Regions from separate parts of the Mus musculus genome. Here region 1 is linked to region 2. A link is a loop called in an ENCODE intact Hi-C map of the cell type or tissue named here. Cell type or tissue: left cerebral cortex. All regions are shown on one strand. Each heading gives the region's core, and the rest is flanking DNA. Links, peaks and the distances in the headings are about the cores only.

What was found. Hi-C counts contacts between places; a loop is a spot of excess contacts. Peaks named below come from ENCODE experiments on the same cell type or tissue, not always from the same donor. Only the 100,000 strongest peaks of a DNase experiment are listed, where the experiment ranks them.
Region 1: it touches region 2 in a loop (5-fold over the local background); 3 of 42 quality-filtered maps call a loop at or near these places.

The regions. Positions count from the first base shown.
Region 1 is chr11:20,674,283-20,689,928 of GRCm38, reverse strand. It overlaps Aftph (aftiphilin), which reads left to right. Exons shown (of 10, transcript NM_001290545.1): 10 at 3,731-4,845. The coding sequence ends at 3,878. Among named protein-coding and RNA genes, the nearest start is that of Sertad2, 50 kb to the right of the region's middle. In left cerebral cortex, for the core only: no CTCF peak of the experiment used is centred there; a DNase peak (open chromatin) is centred at 8,325.
Region 2 is chr11:19,822,249-19,837,894 of GRCm38, reverse strand. No RefSeq gene overlaps it. Among named protein-coding and RNA genes, the nearest start is that of Gm39602, 87 kb to the right of the region's middle. In left cerebral cortex, for the core only: a CTCF peak has its summit at 7,080 (motif pointing left); DNase peaks (open chromatin) are centred at 7,072, 8,162 and 10,225; H3K27ac peaks cover 1,238 bases.

The DNA of each region.
Region 1 (15,646 bases), core at 3,448-11,447, 850 kb before region 2:
TACAAACCAAATTGGCATACCACACTATGGCCCAGAATTCCTGAACTTAAGCAATCCTCCTGCCTCAACCTTCCCAGTAGCCACCAGGACTACAGGCTTGTGCCACTGTTCCTGGCTGTGCTGGGGTATTGTTCCCAGGGCCCTGTAGAAGGAAAGCTAACCCAGTAAATCAAAACTCTAGAAGTTGATAATTGAACAGTCAGATTTATATATCAATAAATTCTCAATTGACAAGATGCCCACACAATAATTTCAGAGCCAATTGATAATGATACAAACTGCCCCCCTAGATTAGACAAGTTACCCCAGTTAGTCTTTCCTTCCGTGCATGGTATTCATAGCTGCTGTGGCTATGGAAAGACACGCAGCATCTGAATCATCTTCTTCTTCCTCCATCTTCTTTCCTCTCCCTCCTCTCCCTCCTCTCTCTCCCCGAAACTTTTCAACTCCAGCTTCCCTTCCACTGCCCAGTCACCAGCCATAGCCTTTATTTTACAAGTTAAGGTGGGGAGAAGTTCACAGGAGTCACCTGTGTGCGAGGTTCACTGCTGATTCACTCCTGATCTGCAGTCCCTCCTGGGAAAGCGGAATTAGCATCAAAGTACAAGCAACGCCCGAGCTATGCCAGGCCAGCACTGCACCATGGACCTACATCACCAGCACTTGCTTTGCTGTTAGAGAAATCCAAGTTCTTAGTGTGAAATCCTTCCATCTTCTTGCCCAACTGACCTAACATGGAAAAAGGTTATTTTCTAATTTAAATTAGTGTGTGGCCGGCTGGTTAGTAGCTACAGAGAGGCCACTAAGTGACATTTATATAAGCTAAAGAACTAGTGGCTAACAGACATACTTTGGGGCTTTCAGTTTTGGATTTTATTGATTTAATTAACAAAATGAAACCTGTCCTTCTCACTGTTGTAAATCCACTAGTTTTTAGTAGATTCACAAAGTTGTGCAACTCTCATCATTAAATTACCCCAGAAAATGTTTATTATCATAAAAATCCCCTGTACACGTTTGCCTATTGCAGTTGTAGGTGTGGGTGTGGGTTTTCTGTCCTGAGTTAAGGTCTCAGGCTGGGGTTTTAGCACAGCAGTAGCATTTGCCTAGCATGCACAGACCCTGGGATTGAACTCTGGTACAACATGGCAAAGTGGGCCCAGGGAAGGGAGTTGGGGGTCAGAGGGGCCCTGGGAGGATCATACTCAGGCTCATCTCAATCTCAGCGCTCCTCACTCTCCTAGGTTCATTGCAGATGTGCACACTACTCAGGGGCTTCATGGCTGTGTGTCTGGTTGAGACAGGATCTCCTGTTGCCTCCTGGCTTTGAACACCTGATCATCTTGCCATTCACCTCCAGAGCTCTGGGACATAATGTTTTGTATTCCTACCAGTAACATGAGCTTTCCAGTTTCTCCACATTCTCTCCTCCAAATAGGTTGTAGCTATTCCCGTGGGTGAGAAGTTGTATCTCAGCATTGTAATTTGTATTTCCCTAGTAGCAAAATTGTTGAGCTCTTCTGATGAGCTTATTAGAGTCCATGCTGCTGCCTTCAGGAGTCCACACCTTTGTCAGGATTTGCTGCTCTGTTGTCTTTTCACTTTTCACACCCTGTGTTGACATTCAAACGCCTTTAGTTTTGATGAAACCCAATTTGTTGTTGTTGTTGTTACTCGTGCTTTGGTTGAAGAAATGATTGTCTAATTCAGAATTAGGAAGATCTTACACCTCAGAGTTTATAGTTTATACTCTTACCTGTGGGTTTTTAATGCATTTTGGGTTTGTCTTGGGTTCTTATTGGCTGCTTGGTTCGATTTTTGAAACTAGGTTTCTTTGCGTAGCCCTGAGTGTCTTAGAATTCACTCTGTAAACCAGTATCCTTGAACTCAGAAACCTGCCTGCCTGCCTCTGCCTCCCAAGTGCTGAGATTAAAGACATGTGCTACCTCCTCCCCACTTCTAAATACATTTTAGATGAATTTTAATATAGTGAAAGGTGGGAGAAGTCTACATTCCGCTTCCCCTCCTCTGCCCTACCTAGGGCTAGCCAGTTGTCCTGATGGTTTTTTGAAAAGTTTCTTCCCCTTTTTAAAAGGTCTTGTCATGTTTCTTTTCGTGTGTGTGTGTGTGTGTGTGTATGTGTGCATGCGTGTGCGTGCGTGTGCGCGCACACATGCGCATGAACTGATCATAGGCCACTCTTTCTGGACTTTCATTTGTATGCAGTCCATTAACAAAAAAGGATAAATCTTGGCGAGAAAGCAATAGAGAGCGATACAATTGTTCTCAAATTCTCAAGCATCTGCTTTATGTATTTTAATAAGGATATCTGACATAAATAACTACAAATGCATGCACAAACTTACAGTTGTGTAAACTTTTATACTCAGTTTCATATTGCCTCTGAAAGCCACTGGTGGAACCTAGAGCAATCTGCACAGTTGTCTGGTAGTTAAGAACGTTCCTTGCCTTTCTCTCCTGGACCTGCCTGCACTTCACAGATGGGGAAATCCACGCACACAGGGCTTGTTCTCTCTGGGGCTTTCAGCAAGTAATGTTCACCATGTTATTTAGTCCCCCCGTTTTCTATAAATTGGAAATTATATCTAAAGGCCTGTGAATACAGGGGTAACATTTCAGCTGGAGTACATCAGAGGTCTCACAGCACATCAGAAGACTCTGACACCTGCTGACAGCAGGCTCCATGACAGCATGGCTGTAGACTGACCGTTTCACCCCCTAAGCCTTGTTGGTGATGCTAAGATTGACACTAGAATGCAGGACGCTTGTTTGACTTTGAAGTGATGCAGTTATCTACTAGTTCCTCAAGCATCCACTGATTTATTACCATTAAGTGTAATCTAAAATGTAAATTTTAAGTTTTTTAAAATATAGGATTATTATTGTGTTTTTCTAAGAAACTGAGTTGAATATTGATTCTTCTGCTGGTACAATTACCATAAAAGAAATAATTTGGCTTTCTTTTCAAGGTATCTTTGGTCTGAAATTAACTGTGTGACTATAATGATACTTTGAGCATCTTGAACAACCTGGATGGGCTTGGATGGTGTGGATGGCTTTGTGTACTGTTCAGTCGCGCTTGATGCTCATTGGGCATTTTCTCCAGCCTGCCCACTAGTTCACCAAGAGTTTTTGTGCATGATGTAATATGCTTCAAACTGCTTGTTAAAGTGAGGGGAGATACGGTTAAATAGACATTATCAACAAGGCTAGAGGCCTTTAAGGTTTACACAAACCCCTCTCCCCCCACTGCCACCCCCAGGTTCCTGCCTGTACCCAGTTCTCATGCTGCTGCCCGTATCCCAGTTTAGCTGAAGGCTTTCTCTCCTGGAATTCCCCGTTAGGTTAAGAAAGCCTGAGGTTAAATGACTTACCATGCTTCACCACACCTTTCAAGTTAGGTAATATTGGTAGTTTTTGCAGTAGGCAGGGGAAATCCAGGTGGCAGACTGTTACCAAGACTTTAGCGCAGCTCTCCTTGTGCTTGGTAACATTATTGCTGGGTAGGTGGTTCCAGCCTGAAGTACATGTGCATGTGGACAGTTGTGTCTGCGGCTTGATCTCAGGACCAGCAACAGCTATTCTCCGCAGCTAGGAGAGGAGAAGCTGGTCAGACGCCCAGGACCACAGACCTTGACAACGAATTCTTTTCCATTTGCTCTACAGCACAGTCCCCTTAACATGCTTGTCTTTTCTCATTGGCTGATAGGAAACCAAAAAGAGAGGAGCACCTGAGTGAGGAAGCCATGAAGGTGATCGCCAGCCTTCCAGACCTGACCTTCATGCATGCCAAGGTGTTGATGTTCCCAGCCACTCTGACACCTTCCATGAGCTCCCAAGAACAAGCAGACGCGTAGCTGCTTGCATCCATCGGACAGTTTTAAATACACCTTCCTTGATTCCACCCCTTCCCTACCATCAAAAGCATATCTGCTGTAATTTAGAAATAAAATCATTCAAGTCAGATGATTTGTTGGTAAGCCACACTAGAAAGGTATACATAGTAATGTATATTTATTTACATACCGAAGTCCTAAATTTATATTAGAAAAAATGTAAATAATTGGGGATGAACATTTTTGAAGATTTATTCTTTTGTGTTGCTGGGGTGTATACATTTATGTCTTTGTGAAATACACTGGTGGTGTCCTTCTTAAAAACTTTTGAAATAAAAAAAGAAAATGAAAACCTCAAATCTTTCCTGTCTGAAACCCCTTCAGTCTTTCCCCGTGCCTGACAGCTCTTGACTTACCTGTCCTATGGTCTGTTACTTTTACTATCACAAAAAGCTGCAAAATTCTTGTTTGCTTTTCAGTTGTGTGTGATGGGTGTGTTTAAGACCTGGCTTTCGTTCACTTTCCTGGGCTTTGTTTTCAGTCTTCATCAGGCGTTCTGCTGTGTGACCTTCTCTGAGGTCACGCCATCGATGCTTGCTGGTTGTGGAGTGTGGATCACTGTCAGGACATGATTGGGGGCTTGAAAGAGAATGTACCTGTTTTAACTGGTGTGATTTGGAGAAGGACCAAATTATATGAATGTCTTAAAATTGAGTTTGTAGAGATCTTCCTGTTCTGTCATACCACTATTTTTTGAGGATTTTGCACAGTGTAAAATGACATAATCATAGATTGCTATGGTTTAGGTTGTATATACAGTTGGAAAAAAAAAACTATGGATTTTAAATGTTTGGGGAAATTCCTATGGAAAAAAGAGAGAGATGTAGAAGAGCCTCTAACAAGGTTGATGTGCATGCCCAAGGGTTTTGAGATTTGAGTGTGTAAATTTCCTTTTAGCTTATACAAGAATAAAATAATTTAAAAGAAATTTAGCCTTTTGTCTTTGTATCTAGTATCTCAGGGAAAATATAATACATTTGAATGTGAGGTTTTATTCATAATTAATAAATTTTGTTTCAAATGAAGTAATTTGGTAGGACTTCGACCTGGTTAAAGTCAGGGAGAATTAGAACCTGCTCTCCAAGAACTGAATCGTGAGGCTGGAGAGATGGTCCATAGCCCAAGAGCACTTGTTCTTACAGAGGACCCAGGTTCTCCTCCCAACCATGTAACTAACTTCAGTGTTACACAGACATACACGCAAGCAAAGCATTCACAACATAAGATGAAATAAATGCGTCTAAGAAGCTCCAGGCCAGCTAGCCTGGTTTACACAGTGACAACAAAACTGTCACAAACAAGGGTCGCCTGTGGTGACACGCACCTCTCCCAAACACACACCAAACGAGATTAGTGCTTTAAGATACAACATGAGACCGTAAAGAAATCCCCCTGGACTGGAGAGATGACTCAGCAGGTGAGAGCACAGATGGTTCATCCAGAGATCCCCAGCAACCACCAGTGGCTTACAACCATCTGTACTGGGGTCCAGTGTGGTCTTCTGGTGTGCATGAAGTCAGCATACTCATAAATAGTTTTAAATCCCCACGATTCATTAGAACGTATCTTTAGACTGTTGAAAAAGTTAGGAATTTATAGGAGTACCTCCTCCAAGAAAATGTTTGCACAAAATTCCTAAAACTCATTTGTGAGGTAGGTGGAGAGATGGCACAAAGGTTAAGAACACGTGTTGCACTTGAAGAGAAACAGGATTTGGTTTCCAGCAGCCACATGGTGGCTTACAAACATCTGAATCTCCAGTTCCAAGGGATCTAGCACCCTGTTCTGGCCTCTACCAGCACCAAGCACACATGAGTTGCTTATGCATATATGCAGGCAAAATAACCACACATGAAAATGTGTGAGTCTAAGACAAAAGTAATTTTAGAATATTGCCATTTTAGACATTTGCCAGAAAAAAAGTTACATGATATTTGCTAGAAATCAAGCTGTCAGCCAGTGGCCCCCTACGATACCCACTAGAATGTACTAGTGGAAGTCTTGACATCATTGATGGCTTCTTAGTTGCCAGGGAAGTATGGCCTAGAGTGACAGATGCTTCAAGTCTATATTTCAGGCATATAATAAACTGGGCTGCTGTACGGCACTGTCCCCCACCCCAGCCAGCCACCATGTCCACAAGTTCATCTGTGCCTACTTAAAACTGATCACAGCTGCACTTGCTGACTATGGACATCTCTCACAGAATGGAGACTGGGGAGTTATGGGACCCTCAACTGAGTACCCAGCCAGTTGTATGCAACTTGGTCCTAACTGCACATTGCCTTTCAGTCTCAAGAAGGGCCTACAGTGTGTAGTCTGAGGAAGATAGGCAAATTGGGCTCCATCTATACAGCCATGGGGAAGACATCATCCATACTGGGTGAAGTCATTCCAGTGTGGCTGGATCATTTATCCTCCTATGACTAGCCCCTCCCCCATGCCCTATAAATGTGCCTAATAAACTCAGTGTTTGGGAGGCAGGGGAGAGAACTGTGGTGGAATCAAACTCTGCTTTGCCTTGGGACCTTAATAGGAGGGAGGTATATGTTACATGGACTCCCCACCCAAGATGAAAATTGTCCTAACAGGAATGTGATGGCCATTTTAATTGTCAGCTTGGCTATATCTAGATTCTTGGAGCTTCCATTCATAAGCAGCCATTGTTGGATTAGCTCGATTGAAGTCTGTTGTCGTTCTAGTAAATCCCCTTTATATAGAGATTCATTCTCTTACGTTCTTCGATTCTAGAACCCTGACTAATACAAGTGGCTATAGAATCAAAAATTACGGGGGTATAGTTCAGCAGTCAAGCATATGTTTCACATACATAATGTCCTGAATTTGACCGGAAACATGTATGCTTGTAAGCCCCATACACAAAGGAAAGGAAAACTGAGGTAGAAGCTACTTTAGAGTCTTTTTTTTTTTTAGGGCTAAAAGATAAGCTGCTCAATGCTCCCCTAAACCTCTCCCAGGAACCCCCAGAGGCATCAGAGCTGGGACACATATGCAGCCAAGGGTTGTCTTACAGTAGCAACCTAGGCTAATATTGGAGCTGAATGACTACAGAAAATTCTGTTCAATAAAGGGGTTCTGTTGCTACAAAATATTAAACCAAGAATGAGTAGATTCTCATGGCTGAAGAAATGGAAGCATAAATAAGGAAATGTTTGGACTATATAGAGAGATTCAAAGGATAAAATGGCATCCATTCAGGCTTGGGGCGGCGGGGGGGGGAGGGGGAATCCACATCACCTGTGGCACACAGTAAACACTTGGCCAATAATGTTCATCATTTATCTGGGTCAGTATTCTGTCAGTAAGGATGAGGATGATGATGACAGGAGAAGAGAACGGATAACTGTCTCCTTAACAGTTCAGTGTCCTCCTCCCCTCCGGGGAGCTAAAGCCACCTTTAGCATGTGTGATAGATTTCAGTTGCCTTGAAACTCCAAATGACATATGAACTGTGCCCATAGCTCCTCACATCCCTCAATGGGACCCCAAGGTTCTCTCCCATCACTATCTCTGAGGGTCAGTAACATGGATCACCAAAGACCAAAAGGGCCAAGGCATGAGAGGGAGGACACCTCCTGCCTCCAGCCCCCATCCACCCCAGAATGGGGTTGCTGGTTACTCTAGTCTTTAACGTGAGTCTATCTCCTCCCTAGGTCCCTCAAGGGAAAGGATTCCTCCAAAAGATCAGACATGGCGTGTATGCCTCCAATTCCAGCACTCAAAAGGCAGAGGGAAGAAGATTTCAAATTTGAGACCAACCTGGACCACACAGTAAAATCCTGATTCAAAATATCAAATGAGAGAAGGAGTCCAGCCCCAGGGTTCTCGGGGGAGCCCTTTCCTGGCCCCTCCTTGGGCTACCGGTCTCTTCTGCCACTGGCCAACTTCACTGGAGGTCCAGGACTCCAGCTTTAAGCCCAATGCACCATGTCTGAATCGTCACATGCCCCATACATACTGCCCTTGCTTGGCCCCCTCTCAACTAGTGTTGTCCGTGTTCAATCTTGTCCAGTCCCCTGCCTCACCTTCAGCTTGTGGATGTAGAATCCTGTTGATTCCACTTCTTACACAACCACTTCCTCTCTCCAGGCCCACTTATCTAATGTGACCACCATTCAACCTCCTAATCTCATCTCCCCACTATGCTGGTAGAATGTTCTTTTCCTTTAGCAAGTCCTTCCTGAAGCTCCCTGAACGAAAGTCTTAGCCTTACCAGGTTGCCCATACCTGGGTTCTGCCTCTTGTCTACACGATAGCCTCTTCGTGAGCTACCAATGTCCCAACAGCTGGCTGAAACCAGTCCCTTACCCAGGAAAACGTCTCCTCATTCATTTGCCACCATCAGCAACTCTGGAAACCTCTCTGCCACCCACACTGGACAGAGCTGCCTCTTCAGCATCCCAGGGTTCTTTGCAAACCCTCTGAACACATAACACTTAAAATAAAACTAGTCACAATAAAGACTGTCGTGGTTTGAAACTGAAATAGACCATACCACACCCCAACTCATATTTGAGAAGTGCAGTGCTAACTTGGCAGGTCTGGGACCTCTGGGAAGTGTGAGAAGTAGGGCAGTAGGTCACTGAGAATGGGCCTTCAGACATTGTATCCTGGTCTCTCCCTCTCTGCTTCCTGAGCCACCGTGATTTCAATGGCCTTTAGCACACACTCCCACAGCCACAAGTACCACATCTTTCCTACATACTGAGCTTAATCCTCTGGAACCTTGAACCAAAACAATGTTTCTTCTCTTAGGTTGTTTCTGTCCAGTACTGTCACAGGGACCCCAAACCAACTAGTGCAAGAGTTCTAACCAGTGCTAGCCCCTGTCCTTGGGATGACACCAAAACTGGAACTATTCTATGACTCCCCCCTAAGGCCACCGAGCCAGAAAGGACAGTATGCTCTCCCAGATCCAGACAACCGCAGAGCCTGGCAGTCACACTGTCGGAGGAATAAGTAAGGCCACCAGCCACCTCACTTCCTGATCGACCTGTGCTGTTCTCTCTGGGCCTTTGCTCCTTGAGGACAGACAGGGTTCTGTCTGGCTCAAGTCAGTCCCCTGGACTCCACATGACACTGAACACACAGGCAGTCAGTGAAGCAGCAGTAATCTTTCTAGAAACTGTATTTTCTCTGCCTGCAAATAGTGTAGCCCTGATCTCAAGCTCTGTCTAATTCAGTCACCGACTTGATTCTCCAGGCTCTAAGACAACCCAGCTATGCCCAGCCGTTGGGCGTCAGTGCTGGTTGTTTTGGGGTTTGTATGAACAGTAGGAAAACTCTGGGTGGGGTTGGAGATCACAGCCCTTACTGACATACTGTCTCAGAGCCCACACCATCAGTTCTGCTTATAAACGCACACAGCTCCCATTGGTGTGGTGTGGTGCAGACCTAGAATAGCAGCGCTCAGGGTATGGGGGAGAAGTTGTCCTGAGACAGGAAGATCTCAAATGCTATTGGCTAGCCTGGGTTACACAGTGAGATCCTGTCCCAAGACAGTAAAACAAACATCAAGAACCCTGGATATGTTGGCTAGTTTTGTATCTACTTGACACAAACTTGTCAGCTGGGAAGAGAGAACCTCACTGGAGAAAATGCTGCTAGGCCTAGACTGGCCTATGGGCAAGCTTGTGGGGCAGTTTCTTGATTGATGATTGTTGTAAGAGGGCCCAGCCCACTGTGGGCAGTACCATCCCCTGGGCTGGTGGTCCTGGGTTCTATAAGAAGGCAGGCTGAACAAGCCATGATAAGCAAACCAGTAAGCAGCATTCTTCCATGGCCTCTGCATCAACTCCTGCCTCTAGGATCCTGTCCTGATTTCCCCAACCCCACCCCACTGATAGACTGCAAGGTAGAACTATAAGTAAAATAAACACTTTCCCCACCAAGTTGCTTTTGTTCATGGTATTTTATGACAGCAAGAGAAACCCTAGGACACCAGCTCTGTACCAGTTCTCCAGACCTGGGTACCATCCATTTAGACCTGGGTACCATCTGTTTAGACCTAGGCACCATCCGTTTAGACCTGGGTACCATCCGTTTAGACCTGGGTACCATCCGTTTAGACCTGGGTACCATCCGTTTAGACTGGTCCTCAGAGGGTGCCCTGAGGGCTACTCATGGGAAATCAGTTAGGACCCTTCTTAGTCCCTGACCAGGCCAAGCATGGCTCACAGCTATACAGTTCTTGGATCCCCAAAGCTTGGGATTCTTGAAGGTGGGCACTGGTAGACATGATAACAGAGCCATTAAACTCTAGATGACACAGATGGGTTCCCAAGGCTGACAACACAGACTGCAGAAACCCACTGGCTCCCAGCACCTTAAAGTTACTTTCCCACTCCTCTGTTACTCCAAGTGGGACTTCCTTCTGCATTTGTGCTGGCAATACAAACAAGCAGGGTGAGGGTTGACCCTGACTTTGCCATTCTGAAACTGGGGCTTCCCATCCTGACCCTAGAGTGGCTCCCCTGCCGCCAGGAGGGAGCTGCCCCATCCAGCAGCCCTTACTTGCTGTCTGTTTTTATTCTGGCTCACAGATGAGCCCAAGCCTTTCCCCACCCTCCAGCTCGTCACCCATCTATGCCCCTCTATGTATGACATCACCTTACTGAGTCCCCAGTCCTAACGGACATTGGTTAGAGCAAGGAAGACAGTGTCTTCCTTCAGTGTTGGTGGTGTAGATTTTAGAAAAAGAATGCCCCTGACTCAACTCACACTGAAATCCAGACACTTCTTTCCTGCCCCAGGTTGTGTTGTTTTGTTTTGTGGCTAAAGATTGACATCTGTGAGGCAGACAGGACTACACTGGTCCTGTGTCACAGACACCTGTTGAAAGGATACATTATACATTCAGGGTAGAAAATCTGGACACAGCCCACCAGGAACAGCTGGTATTTCAGCTTCAACCAACGGGAAAACAGGAAAAGAGTTGGCAGCCCAACACTGTTGGGGCCGAGACAGAAAAGGTAGCCTGCAAGGCTGCAGGTGCTGGCAGAGAACTGTAGTAAACCTACCTGCCCTCTACTGAAAGCGAGTATCTGCCACCATGGTACCATCTCCACAGGGCTGACTTCTTCCCAAGCGCTTCTATAAACGGTCATGTTAGCCAATCTACCAGTGTTGGATGATGAAAGAAAGAACATGAGCTATTGTTTTATAATAATCCAACATGTGGCAGGGAGGAAACTCAGAGCAGGCCTGGCTGCAACCCATCCCCACATCAGAGGCAACTGGCAGACCCTGCTACCTCAGGCTTCCCTAGGTTCTGGCCCACAAGCAGGCACCTGACCCAAGACAGAAAGGATCCTGAGCCTTCGGTAATGTGAGCATGGCCTGGATGCTGCTTCTAGAAGAGAGAGGGAAGGAGCCACATCAGAAGCCTGCCATAAACCATTGAGACCACAGACCAGTCATCAAAATGGAGCACAAAGAAAAATCACCCAAATGGCTTTCCTAGGAGGGCTCATGAGCAAGACCTCACTATCTTATGTGAAGTACCTTACAAACACACATTGGTTGTTCACAGTTCCAGAGGTGAGAATTCCAAGAGAAGTTTCCAGTGGACTCCATGTCTGGCAAAATCCACCCCTCCCTTGTAGATACTGTCTTCGTGCTGGCTCCTCACAAGCCGAAAGGCAGCAAGGGCTCCCAGGCCTCTTTCAATAGGACCCTAATCCTATCTTGATGACTCTGCCCTAACAATGTTATCCACTCCCTGAAGCCTCAGCTGCTAACAGGAGCGTGGTTTAGGTTTCTCTATGAATCTGGAAGGACATGAGCATTGGGGCCACAGAGCTCATGTCACACACGTAACATGACATTCGGAAATGCTGAGAGCTCCAGGAATGTTAGGTGTCACTGTAGAGGACACTGTTTCCATTGAGTTGACTTGACAGAAGCAAATCTGGAGGCACCAGCATGCCAGCTGCTTGTGACCAGGATGGCCTGAAGGCTCAACATATCTGGAATCCAGAGGGACTATTAAGAACACTCCTCGGCACTTCCAAACTTAATGGGCCTTGACAACAACCCAGCATTCTTAACTGTCTGATGGTGACCAATGCCTGGTAAACTTAAAGGTGGAAGAGTGTGCTCAGCCATAGACCATCCTTGGAAATGAATCCCAACAAGGCCTCCATATGTGTACTCATTCACATGTTATCAGACACCTACTATGTGTGGCAGAGCACATTCCCTATCCAAAGAGGGCATACTTCAGGGTTTGCCAAAATCTGCTGCCTGGCCAGCCCAAGAAGGCTGCCCTTCTCCTCCTGAGAGCTACATCTCAAACCTTCATTTACTTACGTGGCTGAGCTTTTCAGAATAAATTATGGTCATCATCAATCACAAACCTAACTTAGCTCCATCTCTTCCCTGATCGCACACTGTCCTTACACCTAAGAGAGGCAACAGTTCCTTCATTCCAACTGAAGTCCAATCTCCCAAGCTTGAATAGAAAGGCATCTTTTAGCAGACCTGTTATGTCTTCTGGAGGATTGTACATCCCATTTGGTTCTGTGTTTGTTTGAATCTGACCTGGTCTCCATTCCTACTCACGATCTCTTTAAGACACCAGCCAGTTGTTCTGTGGGCTAGCCCACATCTAGGATTTATCTGATTGTCTCCTTCTGGTGTCATATAGCTTGTCCTTTGGCTCCCTGTATCTCCTCTGACAGTGTTCAGCCACCTTGTCATCCAGAGACCTCTGCAGCAGGAACTGATTCTGAGGGCCATCACTCCTGCTGGACTGACTGGAAAAGCAGAGCTGGCAGCCTTCTGGAAAGCCTTCTGGTCCTGCCTCGGCCTCTCCATCCCTCCATACAGCTCTGACCCTCACCTCTTTGGACAGCCTCCCCCTGCACACTATCTAAGATGGTGCCTCCATCCTCTGGACCCCAGCTTACTGTCTCTCTCCTTTGGCTCACACTACAGTCCATGTGTCTCTATCATTTTCTTCTCTGTTCTCCTGCCAACACTATAGACATCATCAGGACAGGACCCCTGTTGCCCTGGTCACTGCCACACCCCAGTGCCTAGAACGTGCCCCACACAGGAGGAACCTGAGGAACTCGGGTGAAGGAATGGATGGTGCCTGCAGCCCCTACTCCAATGGCAAGCACACAGCTGACCCCCAGCAAACATACTGTTTGAAATCAGCCCTGACCATCTTCCCAGGAACACAGGGCAAAATTCTGAAACTATACTTAACAGACATGGGATTGGCTTAGGTTGAGAAAGAGTCACTCTGTAGCTCAGGTTGGCCTTGAACTTGCCATCACCCTCCTGCTTCACTCTTCTGTGTGCTGGGATTACTCACATGACTTAAAACTATACCTCATGTTAAGCTGGGGATACCCATAGGTTAACAATGAAGCTCCTGCCTGTGGATCCTGCCCCCTAGTCTGCCTTATCTGCCTCAGTGAGAGAAGATATGCCCACTCCTGCAGTGATCTGATGTGCCAAGGTGGGCTGATACCCGGTAGGGTGCCCCCTTTTCAAGGAGAAGGGGAGGGGAGAGGTTGTATAGGAGGAGACTGAGAAGAGAGGGGGAGGCTGCAGTCCGAATGTGAAGTGAATAAATAAATAAATAACAATAAAGTTCTCAGTATGCTGTCTGGTGCCCCAAGCACCCCGCCCTCTTCTCCCTCGTCCTCATTCCGGTGAGCCCCGACCTCTCAGCCACAGACAGCCTGTAATCCAGCTCAGAAAGAAGGTGCCTGTGAGCTGTGTGTGGAAGGGTCCTTTTGTCTGGATTTTTAAAGTTGCATTGGTGTCCCTTTCCTTTTCTTCTTTACCCTCAAATGCTGAACAGGTGTTGCGGTGCCCAGCACCTCACCAGGGACCATGACTCAGGGTAGACCCTGAGCCAGGGGACCGGCGAGGACAGACCATGTATGTGCTATCACATACTGGCAAAGGAAGGAGAAAGGCTAGCTTCTCTTTTGATGTGTGACATGTAATAGCAAAATTGGGGCTTCTCGTCATGGCTGAGTTTAGGGCGCAACCTCCTGAAACCATTGGCAATGTTTCCAGGACCTTTTTAGAGACAGGGTCTGAGGCCTCCATCCACTTCCTGACAGAGTTTGTGACAGATTTTTCCTTCTCCCCAAAAGATGATTTCAAAAGAAAAAAGGAAAAACAAACAAACAAACACCCGGACCAACAAAATCTGTGTCAGATTCCTGCTCTGGGCCACTTCACAAGCTCAGATACACGGGAGAGGGCGTGGGAGGAGGCGGGGCAGGGTCTGCTTTATTTATAAGCATGAGAATCTGAGGTGGAACAGCCAGCACATAAAAGCTGGGCATGCTGGCCACATCTATAACCTGTGTCGGGTGCGGCGATGGGTCGACCCCTGGAGCTCACTGGACAGCCAGCCTAGCTCTCCTGCCTAGTACCATGTTGGCTGGACACAAGCTAGAGTCATCTGGGAAGAAGAAACTTCAACTGAGAAACTGATCCCACCAGACTGGCTGGTGGGCAAGCCTATGGTACATTTTCTTGATTCATGATTGATGTGGGAGGGCCCAGACTACTGTGTGTGGTGATACCGCATAGGTAGGAAGAGCTGGTGATAAAAGAAGGCAGGCTGGGCAAGCATGAGGGGCAAGCCAGTAAACAGCACCCCCCACCATGCCCTCTGCATCAGCTCCTGCCTCCGGGTTCCTGCTTTGAATTCATGTCTGACTTCCCTAGATGATGTATTACAAACAGTAAGAGAAAATGAACTCTTTCCTCCCCCAGTTGCTTTGGTCATGGTGTTTCATCACAGCGATAGAAACCCTAAGATATTATATAGCCCAGACACTGAGTTCTAGGTTCTGCAAGGGACCTTGTCTCTAAGGTAGAGAAACAGATGGGGAAGATATTTGACAACCACTTTGGCCCTCCACATGTGCACACACAGATGAGCACATGTGCATGTAGCATGCACACAGACAATAAATAAATAATAAATAACTGTAATGGGGGGTGAGAGACAATATGGATGAGAATATGCCTTAGGTAGCTTGCTCAGAAGCCCATAGCAGACCTATTCAAACCAAGACCTACGCTGCCACAAGCTGTGGGCTCCCTTGAGCCTGAGCATTGTGTTATTGAATTACCCCATGCTACAGGTGAGCACACCCATGCTGGGCAGCTACAGGTGAGCACGCCCATCATGCTACAGGTGAGCACACCCATCATGCTGCAGGTGAGCACACCTGTCATGCTGCAGGTGAGCACACCCGTCATGCTGCAGGTGAGCACACCCGTCATGCTGCAGGTGAGCACACCCGTCATACTACAGGTGAGCACACCCATCATGCTGCAGGTGAGCACACCCGTCATGCTGCAGGTGAGCACACCCGTCATGCTACAGGTGAGCACACCCGTCATGCTGCAGGTGAGCACACCCATCATGCTACAGGTGAGCACACCCGTCATGCTGCAGGTGAGCACACCCATGCTGGGCAGCTTGTTATGCTTTAGTTTTCATTGAGGGCTGAATGCCTGAGAAGAGCCTGAGGAACTCAGAAGGCACAAGGTCCCTTGGGGAAGGGTGACCAGAGAAGGTCAAACAGGGAGCATTAGAAATTTGCCAGGCGCTTAAGTAGGTACCCAGGGGACAGCTTCTATGTGGACAGTGATCCCTGTTATACAGAGAGGAGTTATGTTCCCAGACATAGAGAAGGAGACCTAGACTTCAAGGCTAGAACCCA
Region 2 (15,646 bases), core at 3,141-11,140:
GATTGGGGGCTAGGGAGATTCCTGCTTGCATGTTGAAAGGTTCCTGAATAAACTGCTTTGATGTGGGGAGCCGCCCTCACATTTGCCGTTACAAGATGGCGCTGACATCCTGTGTTCTAAGTGGTAAACAAATAATCTGCGCATGTGCTAAGGGTAAGTTCTCCACTCCATGTGCTCTGCCTTTCTCGTGATGACAACTGGGCCGATGGGCTGCAGCCAATCAGGGAGTGACACGTCCTAGGCGGAGGATAATTCTCCTTAAAAGGGACGGGGTTCTGGCACTCCCTCTCTTCGCCTCTTCGTTTCTTTGCTTCTTCGTCTCTTCTTCTCTTCGTTTCTTCCTCTCTTCGTCTCTTCATCTCTTCATCTCTTCGTCTCTTCCTCTGCTCTCTGCCCCTCTCTCTGCGTCTCTCTCTCTCTTCCTCTCTGCCTCTCTCTGCCGCGCTCTTCCTCTCTTGCTCCTGAGTAAGCAATAAAGCTTTTGCCGCAGAAGATTCTGGTTTGTTGCGTCTTTCCTGGCCGGTCGCGAACGCGCGTAAGACTTTGAGAAGAACGCTGTGTCATCGCTCTTTTCTGCTGCTCGGAGACAGAAGCGACAGGCAGGCAAAAGTCCTCATGTACCTGTGTGCATATATGTGGGAGTGTGCACATATCCTCATGCTATGTGGAATGTACGTGCTTGTGACTCCATGTGCATGTGTCTGTATGCAAGTGTGAGTGTGAATGTGAGTGCATGTCTGTGACCTGTGTACCAGTTTGCCCATGCCTTGTGTGCATGTTTGTGCATGCTCATGTGTGTGTATGTGAGCATGTGTGTGAACACGTGTGTGTACATGTGTGTGCTTGTCTGTATGTGCTAAAGCTGAGGCCATCAGAGGGCAGAAAGGTGAGCAGTGGTTAGTTTGGTAGAAAGTGTCATCTTTAAGCTTCAAGAACTAGGGAAAGGACTTGGCCATTGTTTGTTCATGCAGGGCAACAGGAGAGGTTTCTAGAGGCCCATGGGTGGTTGCAATCTTTAAAAGCTTTATTTATTTATATAGGTGTGTGTGTATGTCAAAGACAGTTGTGAATTTGGGTCCTCTGGAAGAGCAGCAAGCGCTTTTTTTTTTTTTTAAGATTTATTTATTTGTTATATCTAAGTACACTGTAGCTGTCTTCAGACACACCGGACAAGGCTGTCAGACCTCATCACAGATGGTTGTGAGCTGCCATGTAGTTGCTGGGACTTGTACTCGGGACCTTTGGAAAAGAAGTCAGTGCTCTTAACCGCTGAGCCACCTCTTCAGTACCAAGAGAAAATGCTTTTTTTTTTTTTTCTCTTCCTGGGCAAAGAATCTTTGGCTTTCACTATCTTCTCAGAAGAGTCTGTGACGTAAGAATGAACCACTGGTGTAGCAGAATCTTGCAACAGGGACGTTTGGCCATGTGTTGCCCCTCTTTGGCTTACAAGAGTGTGCAGAAAAGGCGGTGTGTGGAGGGCACTGTCTTGCCTGGGCTTGCTGCCTTTGACATTGCAGGTCTATGCTGCTGCTAAGAGGAGGTGGCTGGGGAAGAGATTCAAGGAGATGGGGTGGGGGTGGGGGTGGGGATGGCAGGTGACTGAAAGAGTGTGCACATCTGACAATCTGCCTATATCCCAGGTGCCAGATGTTTGCACCAGCTGCCCAGGGTACAGCCTGTAATCCAGGAACTTTGTAGCAGAGTGGGTGGTCCTTGTGGACATTAAGTGGGAACACTGGCAAGCAAAGGCAGTCCTCCAGTTTCCCAGGTGTCTCTGCTCTCACCTGCAAAGGATAAAAGTGACCCAGTCTGAAGGGCCCTGTGGCTGGCCAGATAACAGGCTTGCAACCAGAGGCACCGTTATTGGCAGCTTTTTCTCCCATCTGGAGCTGTAGGTGGTCTCTGTGGCCCCTACCAGAAGTATCCAAATAGATCCAGACCCAGAGTACGGGCTGGAAATGTGTGTGCAGGCTACCTGGCTGTTTCTTTGAGCATCCTGGGTTTAGTGTAATGGATGTTGTCTGAGGCTGAACTTGCCTGAACAAGGTTCCTCGTGGGACTTTCTTCTTTCAGAGTCAAGTCCATGTTTCCTTTGACAGAATCACAGTGCTCTTTCTGCCTAAGGACAGTTCATCCTATACCACACGATTCATCCTTGCAAGCGGATGGCAGCTCCTCCTATCCCTGCTAAAGGAGGAGTCATATCGTGGGCTCAGCCCCTGAGCAGCTTCATGCATATTACATTTAGGCTTCTGCACTGTGTGCACGATCCATACTGGAGGGATATTTATTTCCAGACCCGCCACATGCTCCCTGAGGCAGCCCCCACACAGATTTTAATTGCTAAACCGACTTATTCTGACTCAGTGTCTGTTTAGTAAAATGTCTGGAGATACAAAAGGGGGGGAGATAGGGGAGCTGGGCCAGATGCTGTCTGTGACTAACAGGACATCCACCAGAGGGGGCTGAGCAGCTCACTGGCATGTCATAGGTGGGTGGGCTTCTCAGAGCTCTTAGCTGTGCTCCATTGTGCTAAAACTGTAGTTGTGAATAAGCAATTGCATTAGAGCCTCTCGGCTGAGCTGACTCACTGCTGGTGACTGTTTCTGAGGAATGCCTCCAGGTCACAGGCTGCTCCAGCTTGTGGAGGCCAGGAAGCCAGCAGAGATCTCCTGAGTGTGCTCTTGACCTGGGCTCTGGCCCCTTGTTCCTCACCCCCTTTGTGGTGCCAGCCAGGGGTCTCTGAGAAAAGCGGGAGGTGGGGACTACACACCGGTTTCAGGGTGAGACTTGGGTTTGGTAGTGCTTAAAATCTTCAAAATCTTCCCCCTTTCCTTATTTATCTTTCTTTTCCTTCCTTCTTTTTTGAGGGGAACAGAGGGACACACACATGCACGCACACACACACACAAACACACACACACACACACACACACACACACACACACACACACACACACGGGGGTGTGGAGGTTGGTTCACCATGTAGCCTAGGTTATATAATCCTCCTGCCTTAGCTTTCTGGGATTACAGCTATGCAACTTCCTGGCCCAAGCCTTCAACATTCTCATTTATGGTTTTTGAGTCATCCTCCAAGGGCGGCCTGGGCACCCGTGCAGGCCTCTGTGCCTCCGGCATGAGGGAACCACCAGCTCGCTGAGCTGAGGCCCAAGTGCTCAGCTGCTTGTTGTAGCACGGATCACGTAAAATGTCACTGTCCTCCTCCCTGACGGTGCTGTCTTGAGTCTTTGTGACACAGCATTCCTGCTAAAGGATTGCTTCTAAGAGCTCCAGTAACAATTGAGGGAGTGTGGAGGTAAATAGATGGGATCTTTTGTCATTAATAATTGAATTTGAATTCACTCATATTTTGAAAGAACAGGGAAGCAGGCCCACAGGTTTTAGTAGTGAAACCTTTTGAGAAAGAGATCAGGGGAATCACAGAGTGCAGGGTCTGAGGCCATGGGAGGAGGCCGGGGCTACCGAGGCTACTGGACACTGTTAACACCACAATCCAGCTACTGCCAGCTGGGGCGACATTGCCACCATTTCTCCTCCATACAGACTTGTTAATGGATGCAGACACATTTGCCATAGCTCACGGGGCTTCACTGTTATTTAATGGGTCGAATCTGGGATGCTAGTTACAGATCCCATAATGCAGCCATCAGAGAAGAACCATCAAGCCCTAACACTGACAGGGCCACTTTGGTCATCCGGGCTACAAAGCATAGCAGTCATGCACCCACCCGTGTCCTCTCCCTTCTGTGGCCTGCCTTTGACATCACCTGAGTGACTTCCCCCAGCCCTGTTGAGAGCATTGTGTGTGCCAGGCACAGTGTCTTGATGTCCAGGTACAGCTGAGGCCAGTCAGGGAATGTGTCTGAAGACAGCCATTCTGTCTAGGGAACTTGGTCTCTATGCACTGGGTGGGAGTCTCCCAAGGCAGTATTTGATGGTAACCTTTGTCCTCAACAAATGCCAGCATCCACTGGGGACACTTTCCTCTGGGGTCCCATGCCATGTCCTGTGCTGGCAAGATCTGTGGTCTGAATGCTGTTCCAAAGGTGTGCTGGTTTCTCTCCCGTGAACCTCCCACTTGAGGAGAGTCTGGTCCTGATTCAGGAAGGATGCCAAACTCAGACTGAGAGAGCCCAGGGCTGTGTCCCTTCTCTTCAAAGACTGTTTATGACTGACTTGAAGATTTCTGCAGAGCAATCCCCTACCTCCAGTCCCAGGAGTCCCTCCCTGCTCAGAGGTTCTGTGGGGGAGCTGAGGGCTCTTTGACCAAGGTACTTTGGAGAAGAGAGACTCCCAGGTCTCACAGAGCAATCCTTCTAACTGCGATGGCTGTTCTTGGAAGTCATCTTGATTTCATCTGGAATTAACCAAAGCCCAAGTGGTTGAGTACACTTGAGAGGGATTTGGTTTGTTGTTGTTTTTCAAGACAGGGTTTCTCTGTGTAGCCCTGGCTATTCTGGAATTCACTCTGTAGACCAGGCTGGCTTGAACTCATAGATCTACCCACCTAGGCCTCCTGAGTGCTGGGATTAAGGCATGAGCTACCACTGCCTGGCAAGATTTTTTTTTTTAAATAAAAATAATTGAAGTAGGAAGACCCACCTTTGATCCAGATCTTTGAGGTGGAACTTTAATCTGGGTGACACCTTCTGGGGACAGTCTATGTAAAGGGCACGGGAGAAGGGACTTTTGCTCTTTGCTGACTTGTGTTTGTTCTCTCTGGCAAGTCCAATTCCTTCACTAGCATTAGAGAGAGAGCCCACTTCAGGATTCTGAAGACCAGACATCCAGCCTTGTGGCTGAACAACTACAGGATTCATGGACCTTCTGTTGTTAGATAGCCATTGTTGGGCGAGCTGGACCACAGCCTGTGAGCCATTCTAATAAATTTCTACTTATATACATCCATTCCATATCTTCTGTTCCTCTAGGGAACCCCGACTAATAAACTCAGTACTCTTTATTGTGCACTAGGCAATAGAGATTATAGACCAAGAAACATCAGCTCACAGGAGGAACTCCAGCTGAGGAGAGAAAGAGAAGCCAAGAGTGATAAAGTTTAACTAAGGCATGTGTCTACAAGGCTGTCTATGCCTACCCCAGGCCACCCTAGGCTGTCTAGGGATGTGTCTTCAAGTCTGTTCACTGAAATGGGATTCAGGGCTTCCATTGCTGATGGAGCTATAGCCTAAGAGTCTCTTTCGGGCCACACATTTCCTGGCTGTGAATGGAAAGTGTTCAAGTGATTGAAAGGTGGTCTGTGGCCTGGGGAACAAGCCCGGGATTAAGTAAGTCATGTGTGTTCTATTATTTTATAAATATTACTGTAATTAAAATACAGGCATTGAGGGGCTAGAGCTATGACTCACCAGTTATGAGTTCTCCTAGTGCTCACTGCTCTTGCAAAAGAATGGGTTCCGTTCTCAGCAGGCACATGAGATAGTTCACAAGTGCTTAAATTCCAGCTCTGAGGAAGTCTAATACAGCATCACCTGCCCTTCTTGCAAGTGCATGTGCACACACACACACACTCATGTGCACATACACACTCATGAGCACATAGACACACAGAGATGTGCACACACATACTCACGTGCACACACACACACACACACACACACACACACACACACACACAATTAAAGACAGGGTAAAGCTGCAAGGGCGGATTATCCTACACCTCCCTCCCTAAGCTTCGGCCAATATTGAATCGGCCCCCAGCCTGCTCCAGTCCCTGTGGTTCCTGCCTCTGTTCCTCCACTCACAGATGGACACATGGCCACGCCGTCTTCAAGGCCTAACACTGAGTGTCCTGCAGCCGCCAAGCGAGTCCCCCTGCGGTCAACATAATTCCTTAGTGGAAAGGCCTGTGGGGGCTTCCAGTCCCTTCTGCTGTTCAGCATGTGTCCCAGGTAGGGTCAAGAATGGTGGCATGGGTTGAGTGAAGGGGCTTAGTGGGGACTTGTCAGTTGGTGACACAGGTTGTTGGATTCTGTTCCCAGAATCCTTGAGATTGGACTCCAGCAAGTTGTCCTCTGACCTCCACAGAAGAGCTTGGCACATATGTGCGCATGCACACCCCTACACAGAAATTTAAAATATATACTAAAAAGAACTATTTTCATCAGGCATGTTGCCACATGCCTAGAATACAGGGCTTGGGAGGTAGAAGCTGGAGTTCAAGGTCATCTTTGGTTACGTAGCCAGTTCAAAGCCAGCGTGGGCTACATGAGATCTTATTTTGAACAACAGAAAAGTCAGCTAGCCATAGCAACAACAGCAAAACTCCCAAACAAACAAAGCCTTATAAAAAGGAGAATTGTAATTTCTATATTCTAGTATTTCATAGCTTAAACTGTTTCATCTACATGCCAATCATCTAATAATTCTCCTACAGAATTAATCTGTTACTTTTCTTATACTCTTTATAATAAAAGAAATCAATAAACACACTTATACAGGTTGGCCTTGTATTGCGTGTTTGTTATTCCAGGGCTTAGAGGGTAGGGGCAGGAGGATCAGGGGTTCCAGGCTTTGATACGTAATGAGTTCGAGGTCATCCTGAGCTAGGTGAGACTGTCTCAAAAGCTAAAATCAAGGGCTGGAGAAATGGCTCAGTGGTTAAAGACCCGAGTTCAAATTCTAGCACCCACATGACAGCTTATAAGTGTCTGTAACTCCAAGATCTGACACCCTCAGACAGACATACATGGAGGGAAAACACCAACACACATAAAATAAAGATAAATAAAAAAATTTAAAAAGAGGAAAAAAAAAATTAAATCAAGCATTACCACCACTACCAACCCCTCCCCCAACCCCCACAACAGAAAACCAAGACGGCAAAGATCTGAAAGTCTTTTCATGTTTGCCAAATTTCTATTGTGTTAAAACAAGTTGCCAAAGATTCCAGGGTTCTCCAGAATTTCTGTTCACCAGAGTTCCGAAAATACTGGATTATTAGTTTGAGCTCAGCTACTTCGCCTGTTTGGTAGCCAGCGCTATAAGCAGAGGCACAAACAGGCGCGCTGGCTCCCTCTCGTGGACAGCATGGAGAAGACACGAGAAGAAAAGGGTGTAGAATCCCAAAGCAGTGTTTCACTGAAATAGACCCAAGCGATGTGGTCTGTAAACCAGCGTCTGAGGAAGTGTTGCATTTTGCTGGATAAGGTAAAAAGGACGGTCCACTGGAGGGGGGTTGTAAGACTTATAAACGGAATGTGCAGGTAGTGAACCAACAAGCGTCAGCCACTTGTTCAGCTCAACCGCAGTAAATGTTCCTGTGAGGGGAAATTCCCAAAACCAAACCCCATAGGGATCTTTCTCCTCCCTCTGTCGTCTCACAATTGGGAGACGCAAAGGGGATGCCAGAGTTCCCTCCGACCAGGGATCCCCAGTATAGCTTGGTCCCACCTTAGCATCATGGGGCTGCCTGGGCAGGAGCATGGGACCCCATGTCTCTAGCTCATTTCCTGTCAGGTGTTCTACTTAAGCCATCCAGCAGCCCTAGAGGGCTTCCAGGCCTCTCTGCCAAATCGAAGAGACTGTGTGCTCAGGGAGATTGGTTGAGGTCTCAGGCTTTTTCTCTCAAAAGGCCCGTGGGGGCGTGAGGTGGGGGAGGTGTTCTTGCTCACCTGTCTGACATTCTCTTTTGTGGTCTCTAGGTTGTTTTTGTCTTAGTTTTCTTTCAATACTTGGCCTCTTGTAGTCCAGGGTAGTCTCAACCTAGGTAGGCAGTAGAAGATGCCCCTCCCTCCTTCCTGCCTGCCTGCTGGGGTTACAGGTTCCTGCTCTTTTGTTTAGATGGTAAAGAGGCAGAAATATTTCTAAGTACTAGGACAGCTCATGATAGTGGCACTCACGAGTACCCAAGATCCATCTGCCTCCCGACTTAGTGTGGAGGTCACTTACTCCAGAAAGACCCCCGTTGAGTCCCCCAGGCACCATGAGGCAATTCTGTCATGATTCTGTGGGAGAGGAGGCATTCTAGAGGAAGTGATAATGTGAACAAGCTGAGCTCTCTGGTTAGCTGCCGGCAGCTGCCTGTGAGGATGATCTGTCCTCTCAGCTCCCTGCTGAGACAGGGCCCTGCCTCCCTGCTTTGGGTGTGTCAGCCCAGAATGCCTTCCAGGGGCTGTAGGGGCCTTCCCCAGCTTCTCCCTGCCTAAATGCCACTGCGGTGCTGTGCCTGCAAGCCTCCAGCTGAGGAACGAGCTCCTTTGGGGTGGGTGGATGCCAGGGCTGGATCATGTGCAGGCAGGCAGAGAGGCGCATGGATGCAGGAGAGAAGGAGGTGGCTGATAATGGGCAGTGGGCAGGGGAATGGGGAATGAGGAGGTGTGGGAGAGGCCTGATGACCCGCAGTCAGGTTTAGCCAGGTGGAGGAAGAGGGCCTGCTGGGGAAGGACTTTGAAGGAGTAGATACCTGGAGGTCAACTCTGCAGCCTAGCCTGCGGCCACTTGGAGTCACTTCTTACCACTTCATTGGCTGACCAGAGCTCCAGGCCTCCAGGCAGCAGCTGTGTCGTGGGTCCCCTGCTTGACCCTAGGGTTTCAGGGAAAGCTTCCCATAATGAAATTCTGGGCTGAGTTTCAAGAATGAGAAAGGATGTTCCAGGGAAATAGAGCACCCTACTTAGATGTGGGCAGGAAGGACCCTGCCTGTGTGCTAGGCTGCGGAGGGCATGCCACGCCTCTGGGATGTGAAGTCTGCAGAACTGTGAGTGGGCACATTCCAGCCCAGCTACCCGTCGGGGAGCCCTGGAAGCTTGAGGGTTGGTGCTTGGAGTGAGGAAGGACAATAGTCGCAAATGTCACGTGGTCATCGAAGAGGCCCAGAGTGTCCAGAGCCCTGCAGTTCCTAACATTACAAGGGACATCCTGTGCCAGCAATTTCAGTGGATAGTGAGGCAGGCCCCCAGGGGTCAGTGGAGACAGGAGGTCAGAAGGAGGAAGCAGAGAGCAAAGACAACCAAGACGAGATCAACTCTCAACAATGGGCTAACAGGATTAAAACAAAACAAAACAAAACAAAACAAAACAAAACAAAACAAAACAAAACAAAACAAAACAAAACACCAGAAACAAAACAAACAAAACCTCAGTGGAGAAGGAGGACCAGAGGCAGAGGGGGCTGTGTCAGCTCTCTGATGTATTTAATGGAATTATGAAGTGTATGTGTTTAAAGAAAGCAAATGATGTAGTAAGTGATGTTCAGATGAAAACCAAACTTTAGAGCAAAGTGGGAAGTCAGGAAGAGGGCCAATGGTGGTCACAGCCAGCCAAGGCCCACTACTCTAGGGTCAGAGAGGATGTGGAGTGACAAGGCAGGCAGGCTCCCTGTCCATTTCCTGGTGGGACTAGAGGTAAGGGCAGAGAGCGAGGATGATGGAGGTAAGGAAGGAGAGAGGTCAGTGGGCAAGAGGGTCCACCAGCTCATGATGCCAGTGGCGGAGAAGTTCACTAGGTGGTACAGGTCTGGGCGAGGCCAGAAATGTGCGGTGCGGGGTGTGGTAGAAAGCCCTGGTGAGAGGGAACTGTGAGCCCAAGGCTTCATGTTCTCCATATATGGGAGTCAGGAGACGCCGGTCAATATGAAGTTCAAAAGGAACTTTGGCCACGGCGCTGTCAGGGGTGTCAAAGACAGTGCCGAGGAAGGAAGATTGATGTCCTAGGAGCAGCAACTGGGAACAGGAAGCAGTCGCTGCTATTTCCTGCCCTGGGCCCCAGGAGTGTGGGAGAGTGAGGAGCCTTCCCCTTGGGAAACAGGGTGGGTATGGGAAGGAGATTGTCTTCATGGGAACAAGGTCTTAAGAATGTTCTGGGTGGGGAAGGATGGAGAAAGTGGGATGAGTGTGGCTTGGCGTCCGGGTAGGGGCGGCTCGGCGTAGTGCGTGGGGGTGGGGGAGTGCGTGGGAGTGGGGGAGCCGCTGGGGATGGGCGAGTAGTGGGGGTAGGGATCTGCTGGGGATGGGAGAGCTACTGGGGGTGGGGGAGCAGTTGAGGGGCGGGGGAGCGGCTGTGGGGGGTGCATAAACGAGGAGATGGGCGAGAGATAAAGTGTTGGAACCTGGCTGGCGGACTGGCCTGCATGTTCCTGCCTTCACGGGCTTGAGTTTTGTTGAGAATCTGACTAAAGTCCCAGCCAAGTGTAGGCAGGGTGTGAAGAGATAATTGGTTGGGCATGGCCAGGTATCATAGCGACAAACCCAAGCCTGTGGGCCATTATGGCTTCTTACTGGGAATACTTAAGTCCCTTCCAGACGAGATTCTGGCTTGCTCTTGAACGCCCTGTCCTAGAGAAGCCTTTGCTAACAAGCTGTGAGTGAATCTGGAATGGCGGCGGTCAGAGAGCCAGGAGTTTCACAGGCCGAATACAACAATGACCTCTATTGGATGCCGTGTGGATGCGTTCATGTGTGTTTGCACGTGTGTGATGTGCTTGTGACATGTATGTGGAGGCTAGTGCTCGTCCTCAAGCGACGTTTGCCTCATTTTTGCTGCGGACTTGTTTCCACTAGGCCTGGAACTCGGGATTGCAGGTTCAGGAAGCTTCGCCACGCAGGCGCTGGTGACTGAACGCCGACCCACTTTACGTTTTCCTCAAATATTTGATGGAAGTCTCACAAATAAACCTATTAATCCTCCCCACAGTGGAAACCCTGACTTCTGGTGCTGTCCTTACAGTCTAGTGCTACTTTATTGGCTGTCATCTACTGGCTCATTTGGGGGCCTTGACTTGGTTTATCAGACAGGAGGCTGGTGTGCCAATGCTCTGGTGGAAACCCTGGGAATTAAGCCCAGGCTGCCTTTCAGGCGCTGGCTTCTTCCCTTGCTAGCAGGCCAGATGGACACTTGCCCTCAGGGGGGTGTTCTTCGGTTCTACCAAAGCCAGGTGCCTTTGGTGCTGGTCTGGACACGTTACTGCAGACATGGTGTGCAACAGAGACTTTTTTTAGCCCTGGTTTCTAACTTGAACAGAATCCCTGGAGGTTTGTGGCTCAGCCCCAGCAAACCCTTTGTGCCTCAGAGTGGGGTGGAAAGGAAGGCATAGGAATTGTAGATAGGCGTCCTTCCTTAAGGGTAGGCCGTGGCCCTGCAGGTAGGGTCTTGCTGATGCTCATGCTGGTCAGGACTCAGCAAGTCCTTCTTGCTTCATTTTCAACAAAAATGTCGACCAAGATGTGGCGCGGAGCCATGAGAGGCCTGGAGATAGCGCCGGCTCTGGTGCGGTGGAAGGCAGGACAGCTGACTTTCACAGAGCGGGGCCTCTGGGGTTAGTGGCCAGGGACTACGAGGAGCCCTAGGCTTCCAAGCATTAACTCTGGAGGATTCTTCTCAGGTGGTGGCCAGAGGGTAGGAATGTGTGTCACACTGGCCAGCCAGCACTGCAATGTCCCAGGCAGCCAGAATCCCGTCAGACACTCCGGAGGCTAAGGAGGACGATGGTGAACTCAAGGCTTGTGTGGGCTACATCCTGAGAGCCTGGTCAGCAGAGGGCAGGAGGGGAGAGGAAGGGCAGGGGAGAGGGGAGGGGAGGAGGAGGAGAGAGAAAGAGAGCAAGAGTGATAGGCAGGCAGACAGACAGACACACACACACCCCAGTACAGTGCAGCTTGCCCCTTTCTCTCAACCCTAAGCTTCCTTCTTTTGAAGCCCTGGTCAGGAATTGGAGCCAACCAACCAAATGAATGCCTTGTGTGAGCAACTTCGAAGATGTGGAATTAAAACTGAGTATCAGGTCTGGCTTTGGGGGAGGGGTGTGAGCCACACAGCGATGCACTTGCTGGCTGCACATGTCCTTTCGTGAGGCTCCTCCTGGCTTGCCTTCCTTAAGTCCTTGCTTGTGTTCCCCCAGGAAAGACTGTGCTGAGAGCTGGTGCCTGAGAGCTGTTTGGAGCCAGGGCTGGCTCCGGTGGAGAGGTGGAGCAGTTGTAACCCAATGCCACAGGCTTCCCTATCACAAGAGGTCAGGACAGGGATGCTCAGCAGACCTGTGAGGATGAGGCCATCTTCAGGGCAAGGACTGTCCTCAGCCAACTCCATCACACCTTCATCATGAGCCTCAAGCTCCGGATTGTCAGAAAACAAGCGTGTGTCACATGGGCTAAGCACAGTGGTCCTGTTTTATATTGTTATGGCACCTCCAGAAAATTCTGTTTTGTGTTACTTGCTTCCTTTAGGTCTAAGAGAATTCGAAGAATATTTTAAAAACAAATGTTAATTTATTAATTTTAAAAACCATACTTACTTGTGTGTAGGTGTGTGTGTGCATGCATGCATGTGCGTGGGGCACCTGTATGCTGTATAGTACACATGTGGAAGTCAGGTCTTCAGGCTTGTTGGCAATTTCCTTTACCAGCAGAGCTAGCTATCCCACGGGTCCTGTGTGTGTGCATGCATGGGCATGTGTATGCTTGTGTGTGTGCATGCATGCTCGAGTATGTGCACATGATGTGTATGCATGTGTGTGGATGTGCAAGTATGCACAGGCAAGTGTGTGCACATTTGTATACCTGCATGCATTGCATGTGAGTGTGCACTCAAGTGTACGCATGCTTGTATAGGAGTGTGTGTTCATGCGTGTGTGTGCTCACACAAGCCTGCATGTACATGAATGTGTGCATGTGTGTGCTCCTCCATCTGTGTGTGCATTGCATAAATATGCATGCATGTATGTGTGCCCTTGTGAACGTGTACATGTGTGTATACATGCATGTGCATATACATCATTGTGCTTGCTTGTGCATGTGTATGCCTGTGAGTGAGCACACATGCATATATGTGCTTATGTGCATGTATATGCTCTTGCCTGTGTGCCTGCATGTACGTGCATGTGCACAAGTGTGCTCCTGAGTGTGTTTGTGCTCATGTGTGCACACGTTTGTGTGTTCCTGTATGCACACGTATGCCCATGTGTGTGCGTGTCATGGTGCATGTGTGGAGGGCGGTTCTCCCCTCCCACCTCTGTGTGGCTCTGGGAACTGAGCTGAGGTCGCACTGCTTTACTTGCTGAACCATCTGCCTGCTGCAACGCATCTTTAAAAAAGCGCGTTTTTCCCTCGATCCTAAATCTAGAAGAGTTATGAAGTTTTTTTAAAGATTTATTTATTTATTATATGCAAGTACACTGTAGCTGTCTTCAGACTCACCAGAAGAGGGCGTCAGATCTCACCACAGATGGTTGTGAGCCACCATGTGGTTGCTGGGATTTGAACTCAGGACCTTTGGAAGAGCAGTCAGTGCTCTTAACCTCTGAGCCATCTCTCCAGCCCGAGTTATGAAGTTTTTATTGAAAATTTTTATATAATGTATTTTATGTTTTCCCCTCCCCAATTCCTCCTAGATCTTTCCTAGCTCATTGTCTTAGTTAGGGTTTATAGTGCTGTGATGAAACTCTGTGACCAATAAACATTTGCGGAGGAAAAGGTTTATTCAGCTTACACTTCCTCATTGCTGTTCATCACCAAAGGAAGCCAGGACTGGAACTCAAGCAGGGCAGGAGCCCAGAGGCAGGAGTTGATGCAGAGGTCAGGGAGGGGTGCTGCTTACTGGCTTGCTTCCTCTGGCTTGCTCAGCCTGCTTTCTTATAGAACCCAAGACCACCAGCCCAGGGATGGCCCCACCCACAATGGGTAGACCCTCCCCTCTTGATCACTAATTAAGAAAATGCCTTACAGCTGGATCTCTTGGAGGCGTTTTCTTAGTTGAGATTGCTTCCTTTCAGTTAACTCTAGTTTGTGTGTCAAATTGACATAAGACTAGTCAGTATATTTTCTTATTATGAAATTTTATGTTCTTTTCTCTCCTCCTGTCTCTTTAGAATACACGAACAAAACAACAAACCCTAAGAAACACAATTCACCCTCAAACCTACAAAAACAGAAATCAAAATAAACAAGCAAAAGGCCAATAAAGGAAAAACAAAAGCAAAACAAGACAAAAAGTGTGCAAAATTACTATAGAAGTTGTTCGGTGTTGGCCAGCTATTCCTGGGCATTGAGCCTGCACTGAAGTGTGATTAATATACACAGTGACACTCCACTGGAGCAAACCACACATACCAGCACTGATACACACATGAACTCATAGAAACTGTGGCAGCATGCAGGAGACATGGACAGACGGGGTCCTAGCACTGAGAGGGGGGGGAGTAGACGTGGGCTTCCACCCCTAACCAAGAATTAAGAGAATTTATCTGACTACTTGAAAGCCATTTCTTTTCAAAACTTTGGCAACAGCGACACCTAGTGGCCATTCTTTTGTATACACTTTCAGTTCTCCACAAGTAGGTCTCCTACATCAGTGTTGTTTGAAAAGAACAAAACTTTTTTTTTCTTTTTTGGTATTTAATTTTCACCCCAGACAAATGTCAGACTCCCTAGGTGTAGGAGTTAGACACAGTCATAAAACCAAAACCAAGAACCTTTCTGCATTATTCCAAGACGCAACCTGGTTGAGAATCACAGCACACAGCATAGCAAAGCTGGTTTTGTTTTGCAGATCTGTGACCATATTGGGCTGGAGAGATGGTCCTGCAGGTTTACCATTTGTTTGTAATATTTCTTTGTTTTTGTTGAGGCAAGGTCTGGCTGCCTAGTGTTGGGGTTACATGCGCAGGACATCCTGCCCAGTGGGGGCTGGCGTTTGTGCCAGGGGTCTGGTGTACCCAGACCAGAGTGGTTCCCAGGAGCCTGGCACAGTGCGCAGGACATCCTGCCCAGTGGGGGCTGGCGTTTGTGCCAGGGGTCTGGTATACCCAGACCAGAGTGGTTCCCAGGAGCCTGGCACAGTGTGAGGCAGTTTGTGTTCATATTTGCTTCTGTGAACCTGAATGAGAGAATGGATCTCCCTTCTCTCACACGGCTTAATTATGAATATGACTTTCACCCAACGGATACAACTGTTACCTTGTGGAGTTCAGACTGGGTCAGGCTCAGTTGAAGGTGACTTGGTCTGTCACATGACATGCTAGTTTATTTGAGGGGGCTTGGCTGTTTCTGCGCTTTTCTGGGGACAGTATAGCAGGACCCTGAGAGTGTGGTTCAGTGATCAGCGTGCCTCTGAGCCCTTTCCCTGTTTCCTTCACTTGTGCTAGAAGTTCTCTATCACAAGACTTCAAAAATCAATCAAGTGTCCAGTTGACACTTCCTAGTTTTGACATGTTTTCTTTTAAAATACTCATTGGCAAGCTGACCCGGATGGCATGATCTGCAATTCCGAACACTAGGGAGGCAGAGCTGGAGGGTTATAAGTTCTAGGCCAGCCTAGGCTGCCTGGCTGTACACTGTCAAAACAAGACAGAACAAAGCAAAACACCAACCAAAGCAAACCAAAGTGAACGGCATAAAATGCCCGGGGATTAAGTTTCCTGCATGTGGTGCGTGGTCAGTATATAACCTGACTACCTCCCTTCAGTCCAAACACCTGTCTCACCCCTCACCCACAGGATTGTGTGTGTCACACATACACACACACACACACACACACACACACACACACACACACACACGCACCAATAAGTCACTTTGCTGCTGCTCAACTAGAACACCATGACCTAGATTGACTTATTTGGGCACGAGGTGTGGTCCACGAGGAGATGAGTCTGCGAGGGTGGGGAGGCACA